Regions from separate parts of the Homo sapiens genome. Here regions 1 and 2 are each linked to region 3. Evidence: chromatin contacts called from ENCODE Hi-C or POLR2A ChIA-PET data. All regions are on one chromosome and are shown on one strand. Each heading gives the region's core, a stretch centred on a gene start or an enhancer-like site at or near the end of the contact. The rest is flanking DNA. Distances are from core to core; before and after follow the strand shown.

Region 1 (2,700 bases), core at 120-2,619, 570 kb after region 3:
TGGGTCTGCTATGATTATGACCGCAAGAAAAATAGTAGAGGCTGGGCGTGGTGGCTCACGCCTGTAATCCCAGCACTTTGGGAGGCCGAGGTGGGCAGATCACTTGAGGTCAGGAGTTTGAGACCAGCTTGGCCAACATGGTGAAACCCCGTCTCTACTAAAAGTACAGAAATTAGCTGGGCATGGTGGCAGGCACCTGTAATCCCAGCTACTTGGGAGGCTGAGGCAGGAGAATCGCTTGAACCCAGGAGGCAGAGGTTGCGGTGAGCCAAGATCACACAACTGCACTCCAGCCTGGGCAACAGAGTGAGATTCTGTCTCAAAAAAAAAAAAAAAAAAGAAAGAAAGAAAGAAAAAGAAAAGTAATAGAGAGGCTTAATTTAGTTTTTATTTTTCAAATGGAAATCTAGGCACATAATCTGTCAGTAAACCCCAGATAACCTTAAGGAGAGAGGACATCCTCTACTTAATTTGGATTGCTTTCACTTGACCAGCTAAGTATTTTGTTTTCTCATGGAGTCTCTATCGCTACTTATCATTGAGCTTCCCTTCATTTAAAATGTCAGGCCCCATGGAATGAAGCCTTTCACTAGTTTTGTTTCTGTTTACCACTACCACATTGCAGATCTCAAAATGATGGTGATAGGTCTGGAAACTCCATGGCTTCCAAGCAAAAGGAAATTGGGAAAGTAGTCTCAGTATTCTTGAGTACTATGTATTCCGTTCCACAATTCAGAAAGTAGATTGTTTGATTCAAATGGTATAAGAGATGTGTTTGCCAAAGTAGAACAGGAAGTGGGCATCAGATGCCATAACCATATAGACAGAATCACACAAGACAGAATGATGACACTCGCTGGCTGTTCTTGGCACATCCCCATCTCAGTAGACTGTGCATTGACTTAGAACATTTTGCATATCTGAATAGTTTCTCTCTGGTTTTTAAGTTTAGTTTGACTCCTATTTCTTTGGTTTTCAATTTGTCATTTTGAAAGGAGGATGCCTTTTTTTAAGAATGTCTTCCATCTGAAAATATTTCTCTGGTCCAATGTGATGGCAGAAGAAAGTTGGTTATAGAGATCTTGTCTCAAATGGCATCACCATGGAGTGAGATTGGAAAGAGCTGGGCCCCTGAAACCAAAGCACAGAATGTGCGGCTGTGCCATTATCTAACAAATCCCAGGGGATCAACAAAGCTCCCTGAAAAAAGCATCTGGGTTTGCATTATCTGAATGTGCTGACTGGAGCTGCCTGAAGGCCTCAAAGGATTATCTAAATTTTCTGCTTCTAACTGGAAGAATGCAGAATCATTGAAATCATCCTTTAGAAATAACTCTCCTATTGAAAGTCAAACTTACTAGAGAAGAGAAGAATGTGGCCATTCAGGGAGGGTGGCAGAGCTTCTCACCCACTCATTTGAGTCACATTCATTTCTAGACTCTGGTAAGTAGGGATGTTTTGAGACTTTGGTATGTTGATCTTGGCAGAGTGAGTTGGATAATCAGAGCTTTAGCAGCCTGCCTTTTCTGGAGGAAAGGGGACTTAGCCACCAAATGCACATTGCTATAGAAAAACTAAAATCACAGCAAATTAGAGTGTTTGTGTCCTCAGAAGACAGGAACAGCAATTAATGTAGAGATATCTTGACAGTGCTTAAAAGAGCTTGTACCTGGGACTCAGTGACAAAGTCTAAATTACAGTGATTAAGTTTCACTGCATCTTTCTGGCTGGGCTCCATTCCTACCTTCTCTGTCCTCTAGTCTCCCTCTTGATGATCATGCAGATCTTTTGTAGCTCCTCATGAGAGCTACATTAATACAGGTTGGTAATTACATAGAGTTGCTATATTTGAATGTCATTAAAAGAAGCCACACATACTGGTAACTTTCTATAACTAAAAACGTCTATTAATTGCTCTAAATTATTGCTCCCTAGAATATATGTGTATCTTTATGAAGCTTGGAAATTTAGGGAGAAAATTTATTTTATTTTATTTTTTGGTAATGGCTGTTTCACTTTCAGATCTTAAAATGAACCACTGAAAAAAAAAAGATTAGTGGTAAGCCTAGGAGAGGTGAAGATAGTAGTAATTTAAGGACATTCTTAAATTTAAGCAGCATTCATTTTCTTCTTAGCGTTCTGGCCTTGGCAGTAGGCAGTGCCAGTTTGTGTGGCAATCAAGGACCTCCTCAGTTAGTCCAAAATCCTCTAGACCTGCTGACCAATGCTGTTTCTGGTGTTGGAGCTTAATTTGAGAACACACATGAGAAAGCTAAAAACCCTACCTCATGCTTGCACATAGATATCTCTTCTGTAACTGACTGACCTGACTTGTTTTGGTGTCCACGGTTGTTAGCCAGCTATTCTCCAGGTCTCCTTCCTCTTGCTTCCCTAAGGCCCCCTCAGACACCTGTAGCCAATTACTACCCACTTATGCGATCACATATACCTTTTTACTGCCATCTAGTCAGTACAAGAGGATTTTTCACCCAATATGTTCATCCTAAGTATATTTGCATAGGCCGTGCCAACATGAGCATAATAGATTGATACTCAATACATGCCAATGAGCAAATAGGAATAACTAGCTGGGCACGGTGACATGGGCCTATAGTCCCAGCTGCTCAGGAGGCTGAGGCAGGAGGATCATTTGTACCCAGGAGTTAGAGGTCAATCTGGGCAACATAGTGAGACACTGTC
Region 2 (2,820 bases), core at 92-2,591, 790 kb after region 3:
GTGACAAACGGCCACAGCCAGCTCCACAACCGGCTTGAGCCAAGTATTGAGCCTGAGGAAAGAAAGATTTTATATTTCAGCTTTAATAAACAACTGGGACATCTGTTACAATTCTATTTTCCTCACTAGGCTGGGTATGGTTTCTCTTGGTTGCAGGTTTCCCCCCACCCCCCGCCTTTCTGTGTACTAAGCCTACCATAACACACATGTCTGCTTGTGTGTTATCCCATTCGACGTGAAGGCTTCAGGGCAGAGACTGCTTCCTTTATTATCCATTTCTAATGTTAGAAGAGGGTCTAACACAGAGCAGGTGCTATTTGTCTATTGAAGGAAAGAATGAATACATCCATTAATCAATGTAGAATGGCGGGAAAAGACACAATTTGGGAAGGAGACTTTACTCTTTAACTTCTGGACCCATGTGAATGAGGAGTCCAGGTCATCCATCGTTAAAGGCATTTAGGTATTTTATTTCAAGTATTTTTCCCCTTTTCTGGTGACATACTACAATTCAGGACTAAATCTCAAATTTATTCTTGATATTGATAGCATTGATATTGCACACAAATCCCACGGTTACCGTCCAGCACTAGTGATCTTGTCCTATTTCCACCTGCAGCTTTTTGAATCTAAGTACACATCGCATTTCAAAACTCCCACGTTAAAGAAAGGCATCAGTTCAAGTTACTTTCTCATTTTCTGTCTTCGACTTTTTTCTGCTTCCCCCAAGAATATCTGAGAGTTACTTTTCTCGAAAGTTCTTTTGTAGTGTTCCAGATAGGAATCATCCTGTAATATTCCAAATGCAGCGTGTGGTGTGCATGTTGAATACATAAAAATGACGAGGTTAGGAACAATATCGCTGACGGTCGCGGTGTCCCGTTTTAATTTAGAGGGCGCCAGCAACACGTCAGTGAGGGAGATTCAGAAGCCGCCGGGCACCTCACCCCGGGCCGGGAATCCCTAAGAGAACCTTGACGCCGCTGAAGTTTCCGGACCGGGCCAGTTTGGAATTGACGAAAGCAGCCTCCGCCCGGTCGAGCCAGTCTCTCGGTTTTCTCGGCGGCTTCTTGAGGATGAGGCATTTCTAGGTTTTCTCCTCCTCGAGCAAATCACGGTCTGCGCCTTCCGCGGCTCTGGGAACAGGTGAGCCGTGCGGCGGCGCCCGCGGGACGCGCTCAGGTGCCGGTCCCCGCCCGCCGGCCCCTCCCTGCAGCACGCGGTCCGGGCCCAGGTGCCGGGGCCCAGGTGCCGGCGCCCAGGTGCGCGGGGCACGGGGCTGCAGCTCCGCTCGGCATCCGACAGCGGGCGCCGCTGCAGCAGCTCGCGGGCCGCGGAGCTGAACGGCTTCGCGAGTTGGGGCAGCTCCTCGCGCTCGGCCCTGCTCGGCGGCGAGAGCTCCGCCTGGGCGCCGCGTTCCTACAGCCGCCGGAGCCGCCAGGCGCCGAGGGAACGGACAGACCTCCGCGCACCCTTGCCGACCGGGGCGGGCAGAGGCGGGCAAGCGGCGAACGCCTGGGAGCGCGGAGAGCCAGGCCAGCCCGGAGCGCGCCGGGGACACCCTGTGCGCCCCGAGTCCCGGCACCATGCGACCCGCCGCGCGTCCTCGCGGGCCCGGGGCTTCGCTCTTCGCTCGCTGAGCCCCTGCGCTCGCCACCACGGAAACTCGGAAAGAGGAGGCGAGGCTGTGGGGAGCGGCGCGGAGACGGACTAGACTTCCCCTCCGCCCCCAAGAGGCTGCCGGTCCCCGGTTCCCTGGGCTTCTCCAGCTTTATCATGAACCTGGCGCAAGGTTGGCTTTAGGAAAAATTCTGGAGCCAGAGGGAGAGTCAAGGCAATTCTTTGGTTGCTAAGGTAATTGTAGTTGTGATAAAAAATGGGCAAGAAACAAATGGGGGAAAAACATGGTTTAAAACAGTATCCTCCCTCCCCACCCCATTAATATGTGTTGATTTCATCTCCTGGGTGTGGGTGCTTGTCCATTTCAGATGCGTGACAGGTGCCCGTGTGTGTGTGTCTGCAGTTTGGGACTGTGGAAGCACGAGCTTACATAAGTGGTTAGGCAAGCTGGCGTGTGGACTTGTGTGGGATGGGTGCAGGTCTGCATATAAATCATGTTCCTGGGTTTCTGGGTGTGAAGCGCACACCGACGGGGACGAGAGCGCAGAGGATGGCGCTTTTAGATACTTCCAGTCTTCCGATGTTGTGATCGCAGGTAGGGCAGCTTTGCCTCTAATCAGGCGTTCATTAACTTTTTCCCTGAACAAGCTCGCCCATTTGTGGTTTGGAAGAAAAGAAAGCGAGTCTCCGCGGTGAGGTGTGGAGGGCAGGGGCGGGTGGGGAGGTTTGTTGTTTGGGAACTGCGCTAGCAAAGGAAGCGGTGGCTATTCGCTTGGAGAGGATGACAAATGAACTGGTTGCGTGAGGAGTGAAGAGACCGTGTTTACAGTCACCAGCAGGCTGCGTAAAGAAGTGGCCCAGTGAGACAGGGAAAGTGACCCAGAAAATTTAGTTTTGTTCAGAATGAAAGCTGCTGTATTTCATTTTTGTTTCTTAATTTGACGGAGTAGGAACGTTATTTTCCTTCTCTGTCATTGAGACCAGTAGCATTTCTATGTTACAAACTGAAGATATTTGGGGTCTCGTCGGCTTGGGATTATCAATGCTTGGGAGGTGAGTTCTGATCAATACCTTTAACAACCCCAAAGAAAAACGCAAAAATAATCAAGTTTAGGTAAAACTTCCACTGGACTTTCTTTCCAGGGAGGGTGAGAGATGGAAGAACTGGGCTTGTAAGTATCAAAATGGAGTTAGAGAATG
Region 3 (2,767 bases), core at 244-2,743:
GCACCTAGATTCCAGCCAAGCAGTTGGCTTCAGAGGCTGCTGCTGAGACCTCCTCACTGCACACAGCCAGGCACCCACCCAGGCACCCACCCCCTTCCGATGCCATCTGATAAGCAGGGACCTATTACTGCTCTGCTGGGAGCTGAGTCAGAGATGGGGCATACTGGGGGCTGGGGAATGATTACTTCTTTGTTTCCCCCTCTTATTTTATCCCTGGAAAGCCTGGATCAAACCAGGAGGTAGAGAGATTTCTTCAGTGGTGGGCCCTCCACAGGAAAGTCCCCACCATCCCTGTCCTCCCACCATCAGTAACCACACCATTCCTACCCAACTGCCTGATTGGGGATGAGGTCTGGGGCTCATGTACCTCTGCATCCCAAACAAATAGCTACTGTGCATTCCTGTAAGTCCTCTGGTTGAGAATCTGTAAACAGACTCATTGGTAAAGTCTTTCTTGGAAGCTGACCACATGACATGGGAATGTTCGTAGAAGATGCACGTAGTCACCATGAGGAGGGGAAAGAACCCAGTCATCCTATTGTTTTAGACAGGGCTTAACAAAAATGTCTATATAACAAAGCCTGCAAAAATTTAGAAGTGAAACATTTGTGGTTTGAGTTTTTGCGTCAAGGTCCACCACACTTCCTGACAAGTCAGCTCCTTGTCTGGGTAGCCCTTGGATATCAGATCTTCAGGAGAAGCTACTGCCTCTTCAGGTCTGCAGGTTTCCAAATATCAAATTTCTAAAGCATACAATGCCCACAGTTTCACCACTTCCTTTGGTGTCAATGCATTTCATTTTGAGCAATGGCAAGAAAGGCCCCTATGAAATCTTGCTACCACCACCAACAGGAAACATAGCAATCTGTAGCTATAGTCCCCTCATCTGGAGACTGGCCTTGGTAGGCTCACTTCATGCCTTCCTTGCTGGGTTTTGGAAGATGTTGCAATTAACACAAGGAAAGAAGGCAAGCTCTTACCCCTCCTTCCCCTTCACTCAGTAGCAGCATGGTGGTTGCAGAAATAAAGCACTCAGTTGTTCTTTCTGCTTGCAATTGTTCAGATGCAAGGGGAAAAAGTAAAAACTGAAGCTTGCTATGACCTCTGTCTTAAACCATTTTGTGCAGCTATAAAAATTGCTGGGTAATTAATAAAGAACAGAAATTTATTTCTCACAGTTCTGGAGGCTGGGAAGTCCAAGATCAAGGTGCCAGCAGGCTTGGTGTCTGGAGAGGGCCACCCCCAGGATGGTACCTTACACATTACATCTTCCGGAGCAGGGGCAATCACTGTTCCTTACAGGACAGAAATGCAGAACAGAGGGAACCCACATCCACAAGCCCTTTTTAGACTGGCTTTAATCCACTCATGCTCCACCCTCATGACCTGAACACCTCCCAGTAAACCCCACCACCCAATGCTGTTGCATTGGGGATTAAGTTTCCAACACGTGAGTTTTGGAGGGAACAAAAACATTCTGACCATAGCAGCCTCTCCCCAACTTTTACAAGAAGGCTGGCATCTGACGCATTTCATAGCCTGAGTATAAGATGAGGTAACGGAGGGCCCACATCACCTACATCCTGTAAAGCCTGAGGCTCACCAAACCACACAGGGGAGTATGAACACAGAGGACACCTCCCACTGTTGTTCTCTTGTCTCCTGACTCAAACAGCCCCTTCCTTTCAGCCCAAGACATTGAGCCATCCGGGGCTTGCTGTGGTATGATACAAAATAAATATTTGGTCTTTGTCCCTGGTTCCTGACACAGCGCCTCAAAATCCTTGGAACTGATAGTCCTGTATGCTAATGAGATGAGTCATGGAGAGGCCCTAGATAGCTTCAGGATGGGGGCTGGTCACTAGAAAAATCAACCATGTGATTAGAGGATTAGAACTTTCAGCCCCACCTCCTCACTTCTGACCTTCAAGGAGAGGAAAGGGATTGGAGATAAAGTCCAATCACTAAATGACCAATGATTTCATCAATCATGCCTGCATAATTCAGACCTTGAGCAAGAAAGAGGTCAAAGCCTGAGTTACTACCTTTAGTGAGCTTAATTTCCACGTAGGAAAGTAAGAGAAGCACAGCAGCAAAGCTGTGTTTAAAATCCCCGCCCCCGCCCTCCCACTCCCTGCAAAAACACTCCTAAATGAAGTCAGATAAAAATCTCCCAAAAAAATCCTAAGTGAAATCAGATGCAGTGGCTGAAACGTAATTCCAGCTACTGGGGAGACTGAGGTGGGAGGATTGCTTAAGCCCAGGAATTTGAGGCCAGCCTGGGAAACATAGAGAGACCCTATATCTTTAAAAAATTTTGTTTTAATAAAAACAAGAATAAAACCTAAATGACAGGGATTCAGAGAACTTCTGGGTTGAGAAAAACATTGCTTTAAGAGGCCAAGGTGAGAGAATCACCTGAGGCCAGGAGTTCAGGACCAGCCTCTAAGAGACGGGGGGGTCTCACTCTATTGCCCAGGCTGGAGTGCAGTGGCACAATCTCAGCTCACTGCAGCCTTGACCTCCTGGGCTCAGGTGATCCTCCTACCTCAGCCTCCTGAGTAGCTGAGACCACAGGCATGTGCCACCATGCCCAGCTAACTTTTTTTATTTTTAGTGGAGATAAGCTTTCACTGTGTTGCCCAGACTGATCTCAAACTCCTGGTCTTAAGCAATCCTCCCACCTAAGCCTCCCAAAGTGCTGGGATTACAGGCGTGACCCACTGTGCCCAGCCCCTCAAACAAATTTTTTTTGTTTAGCCACATA

Evidence for each region. A loop is a pair of places that touch in the nucleus more often than their neighbours do. ChIA-PET counts read pairs that join two places held with the same protein, here RNA polymerase II (POLR2A). Pooled maps may share reads with other maps.
Region 1: a pooled map shows a loop between it and region 3 (4-fold over the local background). The contact joins two enhancer-like sites. A Hi-C loop is called at or near these places in 2 of 168 maps with a recorded cell type or tissue (endothelial cell of umbilical vein and mammary epithelial cell) and 9 of 50 pooled maps. POLR2A ChIA-PET finds 5 or more read pairs at or near these places in 3 of 52 experiments (H1, activated CD4-positive, alpha-beta T cell and activated CD4-positive, alpha-beta memory T cell).
Region 2: a loop to region 3 is called in a pooled map, with 2.3 times the contacts of the local background. The contact joins the promoter of RGS6 here to the enhancer-like site in region 3. A Hi-C loop is called at or near these places in 1 of 168 maps with a recorded cell type or tissue (left colon) and 4 of 50 pooled maps.

Annotation. Positions count from the first base shown.
Region 1 is chr14:71,710,487-71,713,186 of GRCh38, forward strand. All of the region lies in intron 17 of SIPA1L1 (signal induced proliferation associated 1 like 1), which reads left to right. Among named protein-coding and RNA genes, the nearest start is that of RGS6, 220 kb to the right of the region's middle. Within about 2 kb of position 1,370, at least 2 of the 41 ENCODE cell types and tissues checked have a DNase peak (open chromatin) inside an H3K27ac peak, as active enhancers do.
Region 2 is chr14:71,931,088-71,933,907 of GRCh38, forward strand. RGS6 (regulator of G protein signaling 6) reads left to right here and starts at 1,342. Exons shown (of 18, transcript NM_001204424.2): 1 at 1,342-1,854. LOC124903404 (translation initiation factor IF-2-like) reads left to right here and starts at 839. Exons shown (of 2, transcript XM_047432046.1): 1 at 839-938; 2 at 1,082-1,803. The coding sequence starts at 839. The coding sequence ends at 1,803. RefSeq lists silencers at 1,131-1,410, 1,431-1,590.
Region 3 is chr14:71,141,943-71,144,709 of GRCh38, forward strand. No RefSeq gene overlaps it. Among named protein-coding and RNA genes, the nearest start is that of SIPA1L1, 180 kb to the right of the region's middle. Within about 2 kb of position 1,494, at least 10 of the 41 ENCODE cell types and tissues checked have a DNase peak (open chromatin) inside an H3K27ac peak, as active enhancers do.